Linked DNA regions of Homo sapiens: all the other regions are linked to region 2. The links are chromatin loops, found by intact Hi-C in ENCODE. Cell type or tissue: heart left ventricle. All regions are shown on one strand. Each heading gives the region's core, and the rest is flanking DNA. Links, peaks and the distances in the headings are about the cores only.

What was found. Hi-C counts contacts between places; a loop is a spot of excess contacts. Peaks named below come from ENCODE experiments on the same cell type or tissue, not always from the same donor. Only the 100,000 strongest peaks of a DNase experiment are listed, where the experiment ranks them.
Region 1: it touches region 2 in a loop (3-fold over the local background); 36 of 110 quality-filtered maps call a loop at or near these places.
Region 3: it touches region 2 in a loop (2.4-fold over the local background); 4 of 110 quality-filtered maps call a loop at or near these places.
Region 4: a loop joins it to region 2, with 2.3 times the contacts of the local background. A loop is called at or near these places in 8 of 110 quality-filtered maps.

What each region holds. Positions count from the first base shown.
Region 1 is chr5:150,160,414-150,164,542 of GRCh38, reverse strand. No RefSeq gene overlaps it. Among named protein-coding and RNA genes, the nearest start is that of CDX1, 4.3 kb to the left of the region's middle. RefSeq lists an enhancer at 2,708-3,617. In heart left ventricle, for the core only: CTCF peaks have their summits at 2,557 and 2,760 (motif pointing left); DNase peaks (open chromatin) are centred at 2,742 and 3,191; H3K27ac peaks cover 2,003 bases.
Region 2 is chr5:150,347,515-150,353,516 of GRCh38, reverse strand. LOC105378226 (a long non-coding RNA gene) reads left to right here. Exons shown (of 4, transcript XR_944407.3): 4 at 1-244. Among named protein-coding and RNA genes, the nearest start is that of TCOF1, 7.2 kb to the left of the region's middle. RefSeq lists an enhancer at 2,910-3,039. In heart left ventricle, for the core only: a CTCF peak has its summit at 2,809 (motif pointing right); a DNase peak (open chromatin) is centred at 2,786.
Region 3 is chr5:150,022,007-150,028,008 of GRCh38, reverse strand. It overlaps HMGXB3 (HMG-box containing 3), which reads right to left. Exons shown (of 20, transcript NM_014983.3): 7 at 3,329-3,747; 8 at 1,128-1,303; 9 at 892-989. It also overlaps the pseudogene RPS20P4. Among named protein-coding and RNA genes, the nearest start is that of HMGXB3, 24 kb to the right of the region's middle. In heart left ventricle, for the core only: a CTCF peak has its summit at 3,253; no DNase peak of the experiment used is centred there; H3K27ac peaks cover 1,784 bases.
Region 4 is chr5:150,242,188-150,248,189 of GRCh38, reverse strand. CAMK2A (calcium/calmodulin dependent protein kinase II alpha) reads left to right here. Exons shown (of 19, transcript NM_015981.4): 12 at 376-418; 13 at 2,989-3,029. Among named protein-coding and RNA genes, the nearest start is that of CAMK2A, 45 kb to the left of the region's middle. In heart left ventricle, for the core only: no CTCF peak of the experiment used is centred there; a DNase peak (open chromatin) is centred at 2,569; H3K4me3 peaks cover 1,199 bases; H3K27ac peaks cover 1,293 bases.

The DNA.
Region 1 (4,129 bases), core at 1,630-4,129, 190 kb after region 2:
AGACTTGGGACCTCAGGGAGGAAACTGCAGGCTACAGATGTGGATTTCAGCCCACCCATACGTAAGAAAGTGCTCTGTAAGGGGCCATCTGTCAGGAAATGGGCTGTCATGAGAGAGAGTGAGCTCATGATCACAGGAGGTATGTAAGTGAGTGCTGGAGGTCAGTCTCACGTTAGGGATGCTGGGGGAAAGGATGCCTATCCCGGGGGAAGGGTGCTCTCTAAGTGCCCTCTAGTTTCAAGAGTATGCTCTGTCAGGCCTAAATGGTAGGCTTAAAGGTTGGAAATAGGCATACAAATTCATTTCTTTATGTATGTATTTATTTGAAAAATATATATTATTAACACACCTCCTTTGTGCTGACACTATGTTAGGTACTGAGTGAGGCCCTGCCCTTGCAGTAATTACAGTTGGGGTCTGGCGGGGGTGGACAGGTATGAATCAAATAATCACAAATAAAGGTAAAGTTACATCTTGGCAAGGGCCAGGAATAGGGAGATTTGACCCAGAGGGAGGAGTCAGGGAAGACTTGCAGGAGGAAGTGACACGTGAGTCAAGGCCCTGGGGAGTGGGGAAGGGCGGCAGGGGTCAAGGGTCAGTATGAACAGAGGCCCTGAGGCCCGAGGGGACACTTGTTCCCTTAGCACTTAAAGGCCAGTCTGGAGTGGTAGGGGCAAGAGAGGAGTCCGGCAAGGGGCAGAGCAGGCCCTGGTGGGACAAGCCTGATGAGGGTGTGGAAGGGTATTATCTAGGGGTAGAGTGGCGGAGGGCAGTGGCGGGAAGACAGCTGTGGCTGGTGTGTGGAGAATGAGCCAGAGGAGAGGCGGGGCGCCAGAGAGCAGCAGGAAGCCGGGAAGGGGTCCAGGAGTGGTGGAGATGGTGGCCAGAACTAGGTGGTGGCTGAGAGATGGGGGCCAAAGCGGCAGTCCCTTCCCAGCGGAGCAAAGTCTGTTGTCCTGATCAGGCAGAGGGCAGAGCCAGGGACCCGCACGACCTGGGGAGCCCCTCCAGCTGCTCTGTGGTCCCCTTAGTAGTGTGCCCTCCCAGGGTGGATGTCCCTCCCACTCCACGGACACATCCTGGATTGGGCCCCCACACTTCTGTGGATTCCCCTGTACTAGGCTTTCTGACTCCTAGCTCAGTTCTCTCTGAGATTTCAGGGTTTGGCCCTTGACATTTTGCTGGAGTAATAATAACAACAACAATAGCACTGCTGTGTATTAAGCATTTACTAAGTGCCAGGCATCATCCCAAGCCCTTTGCATGTGTTATCTCAGTTCCTCCTCACAGCAGCACAACGAGGTGGGGTTGATTGTTAGCCCCATTTTGCAGGGAGGAAGCTGGAGCTCAGAGAAGCAAAGTCATCTGCCTGAAGTCACACAGAAGTCAATATCCTAGCTGGAAGGTTTTTTTTATCTTTCTTTTTTTTTTTTTTTGAGACAGAGTTTTGCTATTGTTGCCCAGGCTGGAGTGCAGTGGAGCAATCTCGGCTCACTGCAGCCTCCGCTTCCCGGGTTCAAGCGATTGTCCTGCCTCAGCCTCCTGAGTAGGTGGGATTACAGGTGCCCGCCACCACGCCCGGCTAATTTTGTATTTTTAGTAGAGATGGGGTTTCTCCATGTTGGTCAGGCTGGTCTCGAACTCCTGACCTCAGGTGATCCACCCGCCTTGGCCTCCCAAAGTGCTGGGATTACAGGCGTGAGCCACCGTGCCGGGCCAAAGTTTCTCTTTCTTCTACATCTGGCCCCCGCTGCCAGGATAGCGAGCTGTGTGTGCCTCCCTGCCCCCTAGTTTGTTAGTTGGGATTTTGCTTAAACAAATAGCTGGTTCCTCTTCCTCCTCTGATTTCTTCATGCAAAAAAGCCTCTGCTCTCCCTTTGCCCTCAACCCTAGGTGGACCCCCTGTAGAAGTCCTGAGCCAGCCCCGATGTGGCATCCCCAGTTTCCCCCCAACCAGGACACTGTAACCTTGTTTAAATGACCCAGGCTGGGAGTCTGAAATTGCAGGTCTTCCCACCTTGGCTTCTGACTCGCCTTGTGACCCTGAGCCCCTGGGCCTCAGTCTCCCCCTGTGCTCTCTGGGACTGGGATAGCAGTCCAGCATGGCTCTGTGCGTGGAGAAGGCCCTGTCTACCCTGTCCTGTGGGCAGCCTCTTCCTCTCTGATATCGCCTGCCCCTAGGAGTGGCTGTTTATTGGACCCCTCCTTCCTCTGGCTCCTGGGTAGGCCCCTCTTCCCCCTGGAAGCCCTCCCTCCAGGCTGCTCTCACACACCCAGCCAGGGCCTCCTGGGGTGGGGCACAGAGCTGATGGCCTCATAAAGATCTTAGTGATAACTTGGTTTTTCAATCAGGTTTATGGCCCTAGAAGAGAAAAGTTTCTGGGCTCAGCTTTCTGTTGCAAATAGTTTGCCTAAGAGAAGCTGGTGGGCACCAGGGCCAGTGTTAGGCCCACTGCACTGCACTGCCAGCCTCTTGAAGCTCTCTCTGGACTGTAGTCCAAGGGCTTTGGATGGGGGGCCCATCCCAGCCAAGCCTTAGTCTCGCTCTGTGACCTTGGACACATTAACTCCCCTCTCTGAGTCCCTGCTTCCACCTCAGAATCGGGGATCTTAATTCCTGCCCTGCCCACCTCCAGGTAGGGACAGATGCGGGGGACTCCTGTGAGGCATCTTTGCCTTCCAGAGGCCTCTCTCCTCCCAACACCTTTCTTCTCCTCCTACCCCTCCAGGGGCTGGGGCCGCCACCTGCTGGCACTCCTGGGTACTGCTGGAGGACTCGCCGTACTGTTGCCTTGTCTCAGTAATGCCCGGATGCCACTGATTATCCTAGGGAAACAGAGGGGTAGGGAAGGGTGGCAGTCCCCAGGACACAGACACTTAGGTAGTAGAGGGGATGCTAGAACCAGAGGCCCAGGGCATAGATGTCCTTATCAGAGAAGCACTGTGTCTGACCCACCGTGCTGAGGAGGGTACAGAGGCCAGGGAAGGAAAAAGGCCATACTGTGAGTCAAGTGGCCAGGCACAGGCTGGGACACAGAAGCCCAAACTCCCTGTTGAGATGCATTCCTGCAGCCTCTCAGGTGGATAAAGAGTTGGGGGCAGCACGGAGTACGGGTGTGTGTGTGTGCAGTGTTCAGTCCATGATCGGCCACTGCAGCCTCCACACTCGTCCCATGCCTCCCTCCTGCCCCCTTTCGTCCATCCTCCACAGTGCACTTGGGTGACCTGGTCTCATCAGTCCCCTGTTTAAAATCCTGCAGTGGCCCCTACTGACCCTCAGGATAAAAGTCAGACTCCCTCGAGCCCACAAAGCCCTGATGCCTGGCCACTGACCACCTCTCCAATCTTCCATCCCACTGCCGGCTCTCTGCCTCAACCATTCTTTTCTCTTTGTTCGAACCCATCAAGATCTCTCTGGCCTCCAAGCTTTTGCAGATGCTTTTCCCCCTGCCTCGAACACTGTTCCTACTCCTGAATGTGTGTGGCCTCACAGGCCTGCTTCCTCCCCACAGAAGCCCTATTGTACCTGAACAAGAACTCCCATCCACCCAGCTCATTATTCTCTTTGTCTCTTTCATCACACTCATCACAATTTGATATTATTAATTTGTGGTTTCCTCGGTGTTTGCTTGTGAACTCTGTGAGGACAGGAGGACAGGGCACATAGTAGGTCCTCAATTAACTTCTATCGCATGGATGGATGGTTGGAGGAACAGTTATCTTAGTGATAACTGGGTGTTAGATGGAGAGGCCCCACCCTAGGCCTGCTGTGTGCCCTCAAAAAAGTTCTGGTGCTCTCCAGACCTTAGGAGCCAGTGTATTCAGTGAGGGTGAGGGCCCTGCTCTTCTGGGGATCTATGAGCCATCTGCGTGTACCAGATGGACACACTCAAGTTGCCCACGGTCCTGGGGCTGAGAGGGAGGCCAGCAAGGGGGCAAGGAGAGGCTGAATGGGCAGTGTCTTGAAGCCTTTATCTCCTGGGACCCTGGCAGACCTCGGTGGCTACAGTCTGGCTCAGTAAGACAGTCCTAAGAATCTAGGGAGGGAATGTGGCCCAAGGCCCCTGCTGGTCTTTTGCCCACTCAGAAAGCCACTACACTGAGTGTCCAGGAGGTAGGGGGACAGTTC
Region 2 (6,002 bases), core at 1,859-4,358:
AAGAAGAAGGGAGGGCAGGGCAGGCAAGGTGCTCACTGAGTTTAGGCCTGGAGGCAGGAATGTGGAAGGCTTTGGAAGGCAGTGGGGAAGGAACTGGATTGTGCATCCTTGGCTGACCCTGGAAGAAATGCAGAACTGGAATTAAATTAAAGAACGAAAACAAAACCACACCAGGATTGTCTAATACCTTCTGTCTGGCAACAGGTTGTTTTTGTTTTGCTCCTAATAAAATTCATTGTCGGCACTTATGCTTTGTCCTCGGCTCCTGGGAGGCTGTCTCTTCTGTGGACAATTTCTTTATTTCCCTCATTTTCCAAATCATACCCTTCACTGAATTGCCTCAGGGCCCAAGCACAAAATTAGAACATTAAACTGATAAAATATAACATGGCAACTATTAAGACAGCAACAAACAAAACAGTGCATTAAAAAAAAAATTAGCCTCAGAGCATTTCTCTACCAGTAAGAGAAAATGCCTTTGTTAGTGGTAGAAGCCAGATGCTCCCAGACCACTGAACTGCGAGTGCCTCTTGGGGAAGCAGCATGCTTTAGTCACCTTGGATTCCCATGCAGGGCACGGCGAGGTCACTTAGGAAATGAATGAAGGAAGAATGAACAACAGAAGAGAAGGAAGCTCAACAGATGGGGCACTCTACCTGTCTCTCCCAGCAGGAATGGCTCTGACACAGAGGTGGGAGGTAGCAGCGATACAGGGGAAAGGTTACTGGGCCTCTCCCCTGTGTTACTGTCAGGAGTCAGGCCCTTTTCACCTGGCTCAGCTGTGTGACCTTGGGCCAGTCTCTTGCCCTCTCTGGTCCTCAGCATTACCTTCTGTTAAATGAAGCTGTTGAACAAAGACCCTTCCAGTAGTGGAACTCTTAAGAGAAGGGCCCATCTGGGAAGGGTGCCCTTCCCAGTAGCTCCCTTCATCCATTGTAACAACAGGTTTTCCCTGGGCCAAGTCATTTTGGCCAGTAGATTTCCCAAGACTTCCTTCCCTTTCGTGAAATGACACGAAATCTTTAATCTCACAGGAGCTTTTAAAGGTTTACAAGTTGTTACTGAAGTAACAAGTTAAACAATTCAGAGATATATTAAGACAAAGTCCATCATTTTTCCCTCCCTCTTAGCCATTCCCTGCCCACTTCTCCACACTAGAGCCTCTTCATTTCCCAATCAGAAAGAAGCCTGGTATTCAATCCCTTCACATCCTTTCTCTGCCCAGACAAACACAGACATCCTTCATAAGGTTTAGTCCTCCTTCTCCTTTTCCTTTTTCACTTCTCTTTACTTCTTTTCTTTTTTCTTTTTCTTTTCTTTTCTTTTTTTTGAAACGGAGTCTCGCTCTGTTGCCCAGGCTGGAGTGCAGTGGCATGATCTCTGTTCACTGCAACCTCTGCCTTCTGGGTTCAAATGATTCTCCTGCCTCAGCCTCCCGAGTAGCTGGGACTACAGGCATGTGCCACCATGCCCAGCTAATTTTTGTATTTTTAGTAGAGATGGGTTTCACCATGTTGGCCAGGCTGGTCTTGAACTCCTGGCCTCAGATGATCCACCCACCTCAGCCCCTCAAAGTGCTGGGATTACAGGCATGAGCCACTGCACCTGGCTTCTTTGCTTCTTTTCTTACAAAAGGGAATCATACTAAACACTCAACTCTGCAACTCTCTTTTTTCACCTAATAACAATACAGCAGAGCTATTTCTCTAGATGCTGGGATCTGCCACACTCTTTTGAGTAATAGTAACAGCTATCATTTGTTGAGTGTGTGCAGTGAGCTGGAGCTGTGCTTCCAGGCTCTAACACTAACCAATCAAAACCTCACAACATCCTATAAAGCATGTCAAATGGTTGTAGATGAGGAAACTGAGGCTCAAGACAGGCTCCAGCTGCCAGAGGGCTCATAACCAGTCCCTCAGTAGGGCCATCAACAGACAGAGATGGGAGATGATATGATACAGGTTATTCGCCTCTAGTTTTTTGGCTAATAGAGTAGTGTTGCTCTAAATATCCTAGTAAATACATCCTTGCAGACTGGAGCTTTAATTCTGTATGATGTAATTGCAAGTGGACCAGAGGGGATGCATGAGTTTTATTTTAATAGCTAAAGCCCAATTAACTGCCAAAAGGGTTGTAGCAATTCATAGCCTCATCAGCATAATTTCTTATTTTTGTGGTTTTATTTCTCAGAGCTAGAAGGGTCCTTGGAGAGCATCTAGCCCAGCTCACTCCTCTTGCTGATAAGGAAACAGGCCCAGTGACAGGAAGTGACTCGACAAGGACCCCAGCAGGTTAGAGGCAGAGGGAACTACCTGTCTACCTTTCCCTGGGCCATTGCCACATCCTCTTCCCTCTGCGCTGCCCCTGCCTTGTCCTTTCCTGTCCACTCTCCACGCTGCACTTGGCATCACATCACTTCCCTGCTCATTAAACCTCCCCTAGCTTAACCGCTGACCACAGGCTCAAGTCACAGCTTCTTCTTAGGCATTCAAAGCCCATCCCAGTCTGTTCTCTGGTGTGTCTCCTATCATCCAAACCAGCAGCTAAATCTTGAGTACTCTCTGTCCTCAGAACATCTCACTCCCTTCACACCATTTGGACAGAACTGCCTTTTTGCTCTTTGAAGTTTGACTGTTTCCTATTTATGTTTCAAAGCCAAGTGCAAAGGCCGCCTCTGCAATGGTGCCTTCCCTGACTGCCCAGCCTTCCAACCCTGGGCAGTCAGTCATCTGTGTTCTGCAACAAGGTGGCCCTGCCTCCACCCCTGGCTGCTTCCTCCCGGAGGTCATGTGTTGCAGAAGAACCAGCCAGGAGAGGGCAGTGCACAACCAAAGAAAGTTCTCTCAAAAGGTCAAGGTCACCAGAGTGCCTGGGGCCTGCCCAGTGTGGCCACCTGTGGATATCAGGTTCCACCCCAGTGGCAGGACCTTTGGCTAGCTCCACCCCTCCGTGGGCCTCAGTTTGCATCTCTGTGCAAAGGCAGGGTTGGACTAGCTCAGTGTTTCTGAAAGTGTGGTGATGCACAAAGTGACTTCAAGAGATAAAAAGATGGACATTTTAAAATGGAAATCATTATGTATTTATTTTAATGTGTATTAGACAAAAAATAACTAGCACATCAAACCTGTTATTTCGCAGATATTATTGCTTAGAATGGGGCTAAAGTAGGCATTCAAGTAAAAAACAGTGAGTCAATGTAAAAGAAAGTACCAATTAAATAATATACAGGTGGTAAGACAGCAGTGAATGGCTGCAATCGGGAAAACATTAGTCTGCTTTGATGTTCTAGAATGCTGTGATTTGCAGACTCCTGCCTTTGGTAGGGGTGGAGACAGGGAGAAGGAGCTGCTCCAGGGCTGGAAGGCTGGGCCTTGGGCAGAGGGTCAGGAACTCAGCAGATGGGCCCTGTGCCCCTGCCCCCCAGACCCTCCTCCACCTGTGGAGGGTACGAGGGCTGGCTCCCCCTCCCACCTTCTTTCTCAGCTTCTCTGCGGTTACTAAGGAGTGGGAGGCTGAAAGGGGCCTCATTCTGGAAGCTCATCTGCTCCCTCATTCTCACCCAGCACCCTGCTTGGCATAAACTATTCAGGGTGATGATGATTAACAAGGATGCAGGAAGGCACTGGGGGTGGGGAGAGAAAATAGGCGATGTGGACAGAGTTTGCTCACATATCTGAATGTCCAACCTGCCACGATTGTCTAATGATTCCTAAGCTTAGCTGTGCAGTGGAATCACCCGGCTAGTCAATGGAAATACAATTCCAAGGCCTCACATCAAGCAACTCCCATTTTGGGACCCCCACATCTGGGCTTTTAAAATCTCTCTAGTGGATTCTGAGGCTTCAAGGTTTCGAAGTGCACACCTCCCTCAGTGTACCTGTCGAGATTCAGAGAGGTTGTGTCACTTACTCAAAGTCACCCAGCAAGTCAAGAGCAGTTGTCCTGACTCCCAGCTCAGTTCTTCCCACTGAGTGTCCCTTGTTGAGCCTAGTCCATGGTTAGCAAAGACAACTCCGCTGAAAAAGTGGTGGGGTTTCTTTGAGCCTCCCTCTGGGCTTGTCAAGGACTTTCTACAGAAGAAAACAGGCTGTATGAGCTACCATCTGCTGAGAAGGCCAGACGGGTGGCGAGGGATGGTGGTGGGAGAAGGTGGAGGGAGATGCCAATGGAGGGGGTGGCTGGGAGACGCGGCCTCCTCTCACAGTTGCCAGCCTGAACAGTCAGCCTGCTGAGGGCAGGAGCTAGTCCGCATGCATGCCATTAGCCATTGGATTTTCACATGGGATCCTTAAGGAAGAGAATTAGGGCCAATGAATGGGAAGTTAATTCCAGATGAAACTCTCAAACAGTAATCAGTGACCTGGAAGACAATTGACCTTAGGGCAACTGTCCAGCTCCCTGATTTTTAATAACTAAGATATTTGGCATGTGAAAAATGCAGGGACACACACATACAGTTCCATGTTCCCATGATCTAGATTTCTTTCTTTCTTTTTGAGACAGAGTCTTGCTCTGTTGCCCAGGCTGGAGTATAGTGGCACGATCTTGGCTTATTGCAACCTCTGCCTCCCAGGTTCAAGCAATTCTCCTGCCTCAGCCTCCCAAGTAGCTGGGATTACAAGCATGCGCCACCAAGTCCAGCTAATTTTGTATTTTTAGTAGAGATGGGGTTTCACCATGTCATCCAGGCCAGTCTCGAACTCCTGACCTCAGGTAATCCAAATGCCTCAGGCTCCTAAAGTGCTGCGAAAGGTGTGAGCCACCATGCCCTGCGTAGATTTCTTTTACTTTTTTTTTTTTTTTTTAGAGACAAGTGTCTTGCTCTGTCACCCAGGTTGAACTGAGATGGTGATCATAGCTCACCGCAGCTTGAAATTCCTGGGCTCAAGCGATCCTCCTGTTTCTTCCTCCAGAATAACTGGGACTACAGGCACACACCACCATGCCCAGATAATTTTTAGAAACTTTTTGTAGAGACAGGATCTTGCATTGTTGCCCAGGCTGGTCTCGATCTTCTGGCTTCCAGTGATCCTCCTTCTGCCTTGGCTTCCTAAAGTGCTGGGATAAGAGGTGTGAGCCACAGCAGCCGGCCTAGATTGTGAAAAAAGACATTTCAAATACATAAGAGCATCTCAGTTCATTTCCCTTCCCTTTGCCCAGAGATAGTCACCAGCCCATTCCCGGAAGTTGGCATGAGTTGTTCCTGCACATGTTTATGTATACATGCTATACATGTATTCATTCATAAAACATAGAAAGTGTTGCTTTGTAGCTTTAAACTCTTTGTAAATGACATAATATTGTGCATAGCCTTCTGCAACTTGCTTGTTTTCATTCAACATTGTGTTTGAAATTTATCCACATTTGATGTGCAGAGCACCAGTATACACATATCCACTATTCAATCAATTTCATTGTAGGGGCATGTACTACAGTTTATCAATCCATTCTCCTGTTGATGGGCATTTGAATGATGTCCAATTTTCCATAATAAAAACCGCACTGCCGTGACCATCCTCATGCGTGTCTTGCATGTGCCTGGGGAAGAATGGCCGGGTGTGTGAGTATCTTGGGGCTCCCTGCCATTGCCTGACTGTATCTGAAAGGGTCAGTTTCTGTGGCTCCACATCCAGACTTGACCTGGCAATAGTCAGACTTTGGGATGTTTATCACTCTGATGGGGGCCAAATGTCTCTCGTTCTTGTTTTTAAGTTCTATTTCTCTGAAGAGTGGAGTTAAACCGTTTTCATAATTGTGCTAGTGGTTTGGATTTCCTCTTCTGTGGATCGCCTCTTGTACCCCCTGTCCGTGTTTCCATGGTGCTGTTCGTGTCTTTCTTATTGATTTGCAGGAGCTCTAATCTTGTGGTCTGCTGCGACTGTCTTTTGTTAGTCTGTGAATTATTTTTTCACTTTATGTATGCAGTCTTGCGATGCACAAAGGCTTTAGGTTTGAATATAATGAACTGCGTCAATGTCTTCCTCTATTGTTTGGGGTTCTAC
Region 3 (6,002 bases), core at 1,921-4,420, 330 kb after region 2:
GTGCATGTCCTCAATTTTGGCAAAATAAGCTTTCTAAATTAACTGAGACCTGTCTCAGATTTTCAGGGTTCACAGGTCGAATTGACACAATTTGGAATATGAATGGGAGAGTAAAGGTATACATCAATGTTTCAGTAAAAGAATATTCCTATTCTAGGCCAGGCGTGGTGGCTCACCCCTGTAATCCCAGCACTTTGGGAGGCCGAGGTGGGTGGATCACTTGAGGTCAGGAGTTCAAGGCCAGCCTGGCCAACATGGTGAAACCCCATATCTACCAACAATACAAAAGTTAGCCGGGCGTGGTGGTGTGCTCCTGTAATCCCAGCTACTCAGGAAAGGCTGAGGCAGGAGAACCACTTGAACCCAGGAGGTGGAGGTTGCAGTGAGCCAAGATTGTGCCACTGCACTCCAGCCTGGGTGACAGAGTGAGACACTGCCACCAAAAAAAAAAAAAATCCCTATTCTTATGAAATACACAAACAAGCATAAAGGCATAACTTACCCTATAATGTGTATTTTACACACATGCAATGTGTACACACCCACATATGGTGGGGGGACACACATGAACATAAAAGATAAAGCAAAATGGGCTAATACATTAACAATAGGTCACTATGGGTAAAGAGTATATGGGTGTTCTCTGTACTATTTTTATTTTTGTGACTTTTTTCTAAGTTATAAATTATTTCTAAGTAAAAGGTTTAAAAACATGTATTCACTTAAGTTTTAAGAAATTACTTAAAAAACAGATAAATCATTCATGTTAACCTCCACCCAGAGGTCTGCCAACGTGTAAGAAATGGGATGTGCCTTTACCTATAGCTTTGATACATTACATGGAAGCAGCCAGACCCTCAAACAGCTCCCACTCTGGAAAATGGGCCTTACCTTCACCTCACCAGGGCCAGATGGCTGTTGAATGGGCTGGCCCAGCTGCTTCAGTGTGCTTGGCTTCAGACCACAAGTCCTCACAGAGGGAGTCTTATCTGAGAGAACCAGGAGCCAAACTGGTGACTTAAGTGCATTCAGAGTCTCCCCAAGTCTCTATGTCCGTTCTCAACCCCCCACTCCTGTCCCTTTCCTGTCAGACAGCCCCTCCATCCCAGGTATGTCCCAGCCCTTACCACTCAGGGAAAAGGCCTGCCTGGCCCTGGGCAGTCCCATGCTGCTGCCTCGCCCCACGTTAACTGGGGCTGGCAAAATTGCTCTCATGGGTCTTGCTGCAGCCAGTAATGAGGGCTTGCCCCGTGCTCTGCCTTTAAGCTCTGGAGCTCTGGACCCAGGGGTAAGCAGGTCAGCTCTGAAAAGAATAAGAAGAGAAATCTGGAAATTCTGGAACAAAGGGAAGAAAACCAAAGCGCAATCTCTACATAGTGCTTTCTTAGAGGATAGTATTGGGGTTAAACTGTCAAGCTTTAGACAGATTGAGTTCAAATTCAACCACTAAATAGCTGTGTGGCCCTGGACAAGTAATTTCATTCTTCTGTTAACTTCAAGTTTCTAATATGTAAAATGGAACAGTAATTACCTATACAGTATGGGGTCATTGCGAAGACACAGAAGTGTAAAACGATGTCTACAGCGTGTAATGCCAATCGCTATTATAGCTGTAACATCTAATCTACCTCTAGTTAGAGCATATACTTATGACAGCAGCTTAGAGACCCTAGAGAACAGAGTCCATGTTTGCTTCATCTTTGCAGCACCAATGTTGAGCACATGGCCTATACCACAGAGGAGGCCTCAATAAACATTTGCTAGAGTGATTTACGTGTCTCAAACAAAAGGTCTAAAGTGCACAGCTTCATCCTTTAAATATACAAAACCATCGCCAAAGTATATTGCTACATGATTTTTTTTAAAAAAAGCAAGATGGGGCCGGGCGCGGTAGCTCACGCCTGTAATCCCAGCACTTTGGGAGGCCAAGGCGGGTGGATCACAAGGTCAGGAGATCAAGACCATCCTGGCTAACACGGTGAAACTCCGTCTCTACTAAAAATACAAAAAATTAGCCAGGCGTGGTGGCAGGTGCCTGCAGTCCCAGCTACTCGGGAGGCTGAGGCAGGAGAATGGCATGGACCCGGGAGGCGGAGCTTGCAGTGAGACGAGATGGCGCCACTCCAGCCTGGGCGACAGAGCGAGATTCCATCCCAAAAAAAAGCAAGATGTATTTGGGAGGCCAAGGCGGGCGGATCACCTGAGCCCAGGAGTTCAAGACCAGTCTGGGCAACATGGCAAAACCCCATCTCTACAAAAAAAAAAATACAAAAATTAGCCAGGTGTGGTAGTGCGTGCCTGTAGTCCCAGCTACTCCAGAGGCTGAGGTGGGAAGATCGATTGAGCCTGGGAGGATGAGGCTTCAGGGAGCTGTGTTCGCACCACTGCACTCCAGACTGAATGACAAAGAGAGATCCTGTCTCAAACAATAAAAATAAACATAAAAATAAAAAACAAGATGTAGAAGTATGTATGTTGTGCTATGATTTGTGTTAAAAAAAAAATGGGAAAAATATATATACACACACACACATACATATTTGCATACAAGGTATACAAGGTATTCTTATTTTTCCAGGAAAAGCCAGCCAAAGTTAAAAGTGGAATTGGCTTCTGGTGTTCATTGCGGGCACAATTGTTACCAGTTGAGAACCATTGATACAAATAAGGGTCTTCAGTTACAAGAACACAACTTCCTCAGGGAAGGGATATACACAGAATCCAATTAAGCATTTAAGGAGGAAAAGGGGAGAAAAAGATAGTGACTTCCTCCGACTTGCAAGGTACTTGGTTGCATGTTTTATATACAATCTTCAGTTTGTACAGTCAGCCTGTGAGGATAAGATTTTCTAATATCCAACTCAAGATTCTTCAGAGGAGAGAACTGAGGTGAAGAGACATGAAGTGACAATGCCCAAAGTCAAACAGAAGCCAGAAACAGTCAGAACCAGTACTGAGTTCTCTGACTATAAGGCCAGAACTCTTTCTACAGGATGCTTTAATAAAGATTCTCTTTCCAAATCCAGTATCCAGGACTGGTAACTCATAGTTTTAATACTGCCCAGAGCCTATACCAGCAAGACTCTAATTAATGCTTTAGGGAGACTGACAAGAAGAGATGTGTAAGTAATCTGACAGCAGTACATGAATAGCAGAGTCCGGGGGAAGGGACAATCTTTATATATCTCTAGGCCTTGGTTTCTGTATCTCTAAAACAGGAACCATTGCCTGGTCTCTGCTGCCTCTCTCAGGCATGCTGTACAGACATGAGATAAAAGAAACATGGGGCATTTCCAAAGCCCTATATTATACAAACACACTGACTTACCCTGTAGGTTTTTTAGGAGCAGGGAGTGGACTGGAGGTACTTGTCCCCTCGGATGGTGTTGGTACGTCTGCTCCAGGACTGTCATTGTCAGTTGTCCCCAGAGTGACCTCAGGCTGCACACCACTTTTGACGACTGGCGTCTTAGTGACTGCTGTACCACAATTCCCGGGAGCTTCCTTAACCAAAACATGGGCATCGGAGATGATCACTTCCTCCCACTCACTCTCCTCACCTACTTCTCTGGGAGGAGCTACGTTCAGGAGCTGGCTTACAGCTTCCGAATTCTCCAGAGTCAGTTTGGAGGCATTTTCCTTAGAGGAATTTTGCTCAGTGGTGACAGGTTGCTGATTTCTTTTCACCACAGAGCCTTTGGAAGAGACGCCAGAAGCCAATTCCACTTTTACTTTGGCTGGCTTTTCCTAGAAAAATAAGAATACCTTGTATACATAAGGGATTTTACAGTTGATGACATTCACAAACATTCTCTCATTTTTAATAACATATGGGCAATAAATAAGGAAACTAAGGTCCATGAAAGGAAGAAGTTAACTTAAGATCTCAAGTGTAAAACTAGCCTGAATCTAAGTTTTCTGGCTACAGGTTCCTTTCACTATAGCATTAAATGCCTTCGTTTGAATAAAACTGTTCATCTTCTAATGAATTCTTATTGAAAAGCTTCTCCAGGTTTCATCAACCAAATGTTGGCATTTTTTAGGTTTACATTTAGTTTTACATTATTCAAAGGCTACTTCTGTGTGTCTAGAAAGAGGGTGACATACTGCCATACAGGGCCTAAAAGCCCTAAGTTGTTCACCTTGGTGGTCCTTTTATGAGATTCAGTTAATCCCAATGTGGCCGCAACCTCATGTGGACAGATTCAAATTTTCCCATCTCCTTTGGGAAAAATTCTGTTTTTTGTCCCAGATTCTTTAAGGAGAGTCTTAAGAATGACTTGCACATATGTCACATACTTTGCACTGGATCAAATTAACTCATGCATTATTATGTGCTACAAATATTCAAACTCACTAAAAATGGCAGCTGCTATTTCAGCTAGACCTGGCTTTAAAAAGTCCTTGGTGTCTTAGCTTTTATCCAATTAGCACTGCAGTGGAAATAATAGTATTATATATACACACATACGCTTTTAAAAATGTTTTTAAATAGTGGTTGTCTTCAGAAAGGTTTTCTACCCACCATGTATATCATAAAGGGCACTGTAAACTAGGAAACATAAAGGCTGGGTTCTATCAAGCTTAGCTCCACTCCTAATTAGTTATGTGGTATAAGGCAAGCTTCAATTGAATCCTCATTTCCCCTTATGAAATAGCAAAGGGTTGGGCTCTCAGTATTTGTCAACAGGAGCCAGACAGCATTTTGGGTGACCTAATTCTATAGTGTGTAGGACCTCCCTGCACATTACAGAAAGTTTAGTGTCTGTGCCAATGTCACTAAATTTCAATGATTTATCTCCCAGTCGCTTACTACCCAAAAACCCCTCAACATTTCCAAAGCCATCTGCATACTGCACTTCTAGTTCAGAACTGGTAACAGCCAGGCGTCATGGCTCATGCCCGTGATCCTAAGTCTTTGGGAAACTGAGGCAAGAGGCTCACCTAAGCCCAGGAGTTCAAGACCAGTTTGGGAAACATGGCAAGACCACATCTCTACAAAAAAAAAAAAAAAAAAAAAAATTAGCCAGGCATGGTGGTATGCAGCCTGTGTGCCTGTGTTCCCAGCTACTCGAGAGGCTGAGGTGGCAGGATCACTTGACCCCAGGAGGCTGAGGCTGCATGAGCTGTATTCATGCCTGGGTGACAGAGCGAGACCCTGTCCCTGTCTGGAAAAAAAAAAAAAAAAAAAGAGCCAGTAACAGGTGACCTCTTAAGAGCTCTTTGGTAAAGCATTCTCAGATTCTAACACATAATAGCCCCTAAGAGTGAGTTAACATGGAGAAAAATTCCAAGTCAAGTGCACAGAGCTTATTTACTGCAGGAGAGGGAAAATTTAGCAGAAAAACAGGAGACTAAACTCATTTTTTGAGATAAGATTTTTGAGCAAACACTGCCTACTAAGTAGGCTATTTTAGACAAAAATCACCACAGAAAGATTGGGTAATTTAAGCAATCTGAGCAAAACAACTCTACCTGGTGATCTCACATTTCATTAACTCAGCCTACTCATTTTAGATGTTACTTTCAAAATTCTCTGAGGCTGCAGGCTCAGAGAGACCTCAACTGCTGCCATCAGAGAGCCTTAAGAATGAAGCCTTGAGCTAAACAGCCTTATATACTATCTTTTGTTTTATCCAACTCATTGGGAACTATGCCACATATTTCTTGGGCTAATTTTAGCCAGTATGAACTCTAGAACAATACAACAAAAGGTGAGTCATTTCCTGGCTGGCACAAACACACTTGGAGCTTTTAGAGACAAATTATACTTGCTGCCTCAAAAATCAGAATTCAAGAAATCTTATTAATAGATCGGGGTGTCCAATTTTGGCTTCCCTGGGCCACATTGGAAGAACTGTCTTGAGTCACACATAAAATACACTAACACTAACAATAGCTGATGAGCCTAAAAAAATAAAAATAAAATAATCACACACAAAAAAATATAATGTTTTGCTCTTTGAGGAAGACACAGTCATAGGTGGTGCGGAGCTGCGGTC
Region 4 (6,002 bases), core at 1,374-3,873, 100 kb after region 2:
GGGGGACACGAGGTCTGCTGTTGTTGCCCAAGCAAGAAAAGTCCATCATCTTCAGGAGCCTCTGCTGGTAGGTGTCCCTCAAGCTCTTCAGCTTGGGCGGGCCAAGGGGCCCATTAATATCTGCCCCTAGGACGGCCTTGTCCCAGGAGCTGTACTGGCTAAAGCCTAGCTCACCCCGACTTCTCCAGGGGGCGAGGGATGGGCTCTGGGCTGGGGTTGGGGTTGGGACAAATGGAGGGGCAGGGCAGAGGCTTTGGCTTCTTCTCTGAATGCAGCACCTGCCTCTCCTTCCCCGTGGCCCTCCCGTCTCTCTGTCCCTCCTGGGTCCCTTCACTCCGGCCTCCTCTCCCACTGCCCTCTTCTTATGTCTTGCAGGGAGCCATTCTCACCACGATGCTGGCCACCAGGAACTTCTCCGGTAGGTGGCAGGACCTCAGGGTCCCCAGTAAGCCCTGCACCAGTTCGTTGGGGGCACCGTCCTGTCAGATATTGGAGTGCCCCCAGGCCACTGGGCCTGGGGAGAGGGAGTTGTAGAGGACTCTGTGACTAAGGGCTTAGCTCACCTGCCACGGCCTGTACCCAGAAGTGAAGAGAGGTCAAAAGTCAGCAAGCCCAGGGCCCACCAGGACTGGTTACAGATTTAGTCTGGCTGCCCACTCCTACAGCAGTGCTGGGGTTCTCAGGCTGGGCCGCCTAGAGGGGAAGGCTTCTGATTGCAGGGGATTGAGTTCTAGATGGGGTGGAGCCAGGTCCAGGGAGTAACAATATTGCCCACCATGATTGGAGCCCTGTGCTAAGCAGTCCCGTGCTTCCACTCAGGTGGCCTACATGACAAGGCAGCAGAGGGGATGATGGGGGTGCTGCCATCCCTATTTCTGGGATGAGGAAGCAGAAGCTCAGGAAGGTGAGCTCTGACTTGTCCCAGGTCACATGGCTAGAGAGGCAGAGCCTGCATTCAGCACAGGTTTGACCAAACCCAGGGCAAGTGCCTTTAACTGGATTGGGTCACCAGTGAGTCCAGGGCAGGAGCGTCCCAGGCCCTTGGCCAAACTGGGCTGGTTAAGGCAGGGAGTGCCCAATCACCTGAGGCATGTGGCTTTGCAGAGAGAAGGGGAAGGGATTATTGTCAGGGTTTAGCAAGAAGCTCCTCTTGGCACATCAGAGAGGGCTGGGGCCAGTGCCCTCCAGAGGCTTCCTTCTGGGGAGCGCAGGCCGCTGGCAGGCAGTAGAGGAGATATAGATAGCAGATAGAGCAAAGCTCACCCGAGGGGCCCTCTGACTGGGGCTGGGGCCAGCCGAGAAAGCTGCTGCAGATTTGTGGCCAGCACCACAGCAAGAGGGCAGCTCTGAGAAGGGGGCAGCTGGCTGCATTGAGTGGGTCCACCTGCCCATGTAACCAGTTGGGAGGAGTGAGACCCAGAGGTGGGCAGATACTAGAACTTCTGACTGGGCTTTTCCTACCTCGTTAAACTGCCTTCCCACCCTCTCCCTGGACAAGGATCCTGCCATTCCGTAAACTGAAAGATGAGCTACCCAGATAGTCAGAGTCTTTTTTTAACAACTGAAGCACCCTAAAGAACTCTAGTCCTGAGCTCACAAAATGGCGGCCTGTGAGCTGGATTGAATCTCTTGATATGCTTTGTGGAGGTAGGGGTGTTTTAAAAATTTTTTTGAATGAGTTTCTAACACTTAAAAATTAGGAAATTTCATAGAAAACCCCAGATTGCTGTCGTCTCTTGAAAATTAGACGCTGTGGCCTCACTGGACCCACGATCCTGTGACAGTAGGCTGGAGCTGAGAGGGGCGTCTACCTTGAGGCTCGAGGAGAAAGCACTCCCCCTGCCCCACTGCACATCCTAGTCCAACCCTCCAAAGCCTGTGGTGAATGGACAGCCATTCCTGTCAGCTTCGGGATCCAGAGGTGGCCCCTGCCTTGGTTTGCAAGTAGGGAACTTGGAATGAGAGCCTCGAAGGGGTCATAGGTGGAAATGTGGGGGTGACTGGGAAGGTGACCTGCCATGAGCCCCATGCCTCAGAGCCCCTGGGGCATCAGTGGCTCATATGACCCTCCTCCCAACTCCCCCTCTCAAGGCCACCAGGAGAAGTCTTATCATGGCTACCATTTCCTGAGCATGTGCGGCTTATGGGTCAGGTGCTTTGCTAAGTACTTCACAGATACCTTGTTTCATTTAAGGTATTTGCTTAAGTCTGAAGCAGCCGGATGCCTGTGGGCAGGGCTGGACATTCAGGCCATTTCCTGGCTGATGCCCACTTCCAGGGCTCTGGCCAGGAGGTGAGGAGGGAGGTAAGGGGAAATGACAGCAGGGGAAGCCCCCAAAGAGCTGTTGCTCTGGTTGTCCCTGCCACCCGGGCCATAGCCAGTGCCAATATGGGGCTCTGGAGTCTGAGGTTGGGGAGGCCTATATGGCCTGAGGAGAGAGGCAGGGGATGGGTGCTCTGGCAGGGTGGGCCCCAGTGGGGGCATCTGCTTCTTGTCACTGGCAAGACGCAGCCTGCAGCTGTCCGGAGTGAGTAGGCAGGGCTGACACATGACCTCCGCAGCAGCATGGGGCTAAAATTAGAGAGGGCCAGGGTGGGGAGGGCGTGTCCAGCCTGGGGCCAGGCAGCCAGACCTCGGGTTGGCCACCGCCAGCACGGTGGTGACAGGGATTCAGAGGGAATCCCCGGGCTGAAACAGCAGCCCACAGTCCTGGGACATGTTGGACACCTCCCTCAACCCATGAAGCCAGAGGGTTACGCTTGAGATTGCTGAGAAGGCGGGGAACCCAGGCAGTCCCTGGGCCTCCAAGGAGGGAGGAGGAGGAGGAGGAGGAGGAGGAGGAGGAGGAGGCCTCCCCCAGGATCGCTGGGCCAGCTCTGCTCCCTGCAGTCTGCCCTCCGGCTGCGTGTGGATGCTGCTCGTCCTCGCCCTGTGGGCCCTGGTGCCCTGCCTGGCGTTGTTAACCCTCTACTTTTTCTCCTCCACAGGAGGGAAGAGTGGGGGAAACAAGAAGAGCGATGGTGTGAAGGTAAGCCCCTCCAGGAGCCTGGCAGGGCTTGGCTCTGGCAGCGTTTCTGCCAACAGAGACCGGCTTTCAGGCCTGGAGCAAGACCCGGGCCTTGCTGATGGTGTCCTGGGCAGACGTGGGCCACATTTGTGGCCAGGCTGTCTCCAGACCCACGACCTAGGCTTTGGTGCCCACCGTTGCGCCGTGACTGTTGGGGGGCAGATGGGAGAGGGGGGACTGGAGGAGGGTGGAAGTGACAGGTGTGCTGGGGTGGGGGCAGGCGCAAGGAAAGGGGCAGGTCAGAAGGAGATTTCTGTGGTTCTCCGAGGCTGGAGAGCTGGTGTGCAAGAGAGGGTGCAAGGAGAGGACAGAAATGGTCATGAGGGGTGACCTCCGTCCTGCCTATGTGTGGGCTGGATCGGGCCCCTGCCCCGCTGTACACCTTAGTTCCACCCAGAAAGCTCGTGGAGGATGGACAGCCATTCCTCTTGGCTTTGGGTTCCAAGGTGCCCCCTCCCGGCAAGGCTTGCTGGTGCTGGTTCAGTTCCAAAATCCCCTCCCGGCTCCAAGGGCCTGCCCTGTCCCACCCCTAGAGCCCGAGTTACCCTGTGGTCCCTCCACATCCTGCGGTCCTCCTTCCCGTCTCTTCTCTCTTCTCCCTCTGCTCTCTGGGGCCTGGTCCCCTGCTCTCTGCAGTTCCCTCCTCCTCTGCCACTCGATCTTATCCTCTCTTGAGACCCTGCCTTTTTCTGGGCTCAGAGCCCTGCCTGGCGAGGGCCCCAGGGCTGGGATGTGCCCAGGACATTGGAAGGTGTGGGATGCTGTATGAATACAGCCAGATGTGCTGGTGGCTTGATGGCTTTGTCTAAGGAGGCATTTATGGTCTCTGGCCGCTGGTTTTGGTCTGTCAAGGTTGCATGCGAGGGAGTCTGGGCTAGATGTCCAAGGCCAGGATTGGGTCTCCCCTCTGTACTTAGCCTTCTCCTCCCAGCTTGAATTTTCCCCTAAGTACAACGAGTGGGGTGTGGATTTGATGATCATTTCCAAGATTGCAGCTTTAAAAACAAACAAAAAAAGCAATAAAATCCTATCTAATCATTCTCCCTTCTCATCTTGGGTGCTAGAGGAATACATAATTATTTGGTTATTAGTCCAAGACAGTGGTTTTCAAATTGAACTCTTTAGATCCCAAAGGTACTGGACTGGGGAGGCACCTCTGGCAGCGGATGGGGTGCTGTGGGATGTGGAAGGGGGATGCCAGGTTAAATGGTTCTGGGCTTCTCATACCCACTTCAACCAGAGCATGATCATGGTGAAGAGAGCCCTTGGGCTTGCCTGCAGCTGGACCTCGGCTGGGTATTTATATTCCCTGAGCCTGCGCTTCTTCATTCATGCAATGAGGTTAAAAGAGATCTCCACCTCCTAAGCCTATTGGTGAGGATTAACTAATACAATGCGCCCTGAGAGCTTAGCAAGGTGCTGGTATGTAATACACACTCATGAGATGCTAGGCACTATTATCTTTCCTCTATTTTATGTATTAGACTTTTGGGTAAAATTTCTCTTGAAAACCAAGTTTTCTCAAGAATATTTGAAAACCACAGATCTAAAGCCAACTTAATTTATAAAGTTAACAGGCACTCATTCCAAATCCTGTAATGGAATCGGGCATTGAATTTTGGCTTGCCTGCTGTTTTGGGTTAACCCTGAGCCAACCCGCCATCCCTCTATGTGTAGGGGTAATAGAGGGATGTGCAATGTGGGAGCTGCCAGCTTTGGAGTAGCTGGGGCCCTCTCTGACCCCTGTGTGGAGACGCTGAGCTAGGGGTGCTGGGCGCCCTGGGGAAAGCAGACTTCCTGGTTCCGATTTGGGGGATGTGGGGATAGAGACCAGAGACACCGGTGGGTTGTGGCCCAGGTAACTAGAGGAGAAGGAAGTAGAGAGAGAAGCTGCCCTGGTCTGCTTGGCTCTTGGATGTAGCCCTGGTAGAGGCTGGGCAAGGGGTCAGGAGAGGCCTCCATCAGGCTGGTTCTTGGGAAGAAATGCTTATTAGCTCTTTTAGGGCAAGGCCAGGAGGCAGAAGCTGCCAGATGGCAAGGACAGCTCACAGCATGGTGGGGCTCTGCTGGCCACTGCAGGCTTTCCAGTGGGCACAGCTGAACAAAGCGTCACTGCTTCCTGTGGCGCAGGACAGACTTCTCAGGGTGGCCTGGGTGTGGAAGAAGAGGAGCTCAAAGGCAACTCCTGGCCCAACCATCTCTTTGTAGCTCATCCTCCTTCACTCCCTTGGATGGAGGACAGAAGAAGTCCTATTGGAAGATAAGAATAACCTGGGGGCCTGGCCCAGGATCTGGGGAGCCTGGCCTGCCATGTCTTGCTCCCGGAAGGAGTGTGGGGAGAATGGCGGAGCTGGGGGTCCAGGTGCATTTTCAGTACGATTGAAACTGGATCGCAAGTCAAGAAGCCATGGGTTCGAGTGTGGGCCCTACTGTTCTCCCCCTGGGTGACCCAGGCCAGCGATTCTGTTGCCTGTTCCAGGGGAGCACAGCAGTTCTTTGCAGGGGCCTGGTGAGAGGGTCACACCAGAAGGGCCTGGTGGAGCCACATCACAGGCTCCTTTCACTGTCTCACCTTCAGCCCAGCAGGGAGGCACACATTCCTCCTACCGCTGGGCAGCTGGAGACAAACCCCATTTCATCCGGGGCTTAACTGAAGAGGCAGTGATTGGCTTCAGCGCTGCAGGAATGGCAGAGATGTGAAGCTATATTATCCTTTATGGGCCTTGGAGGGCTTTTCGAGGCTAATTTTGACCATACTGTTTCTATCATCCTTGCTAACCTTAGAACCATGCTTCCACATGTGATTCTAAGAGATGCGGTTTCTACTTTTGGTGAAAGAGGGAGATTTCTACTTTCAGTGAAAGTCCCTTTAAATCAAACTAAAGTACTGGTCAATACAAGATTATTAGCATCATCGTTTGTGATCCAGGGAAG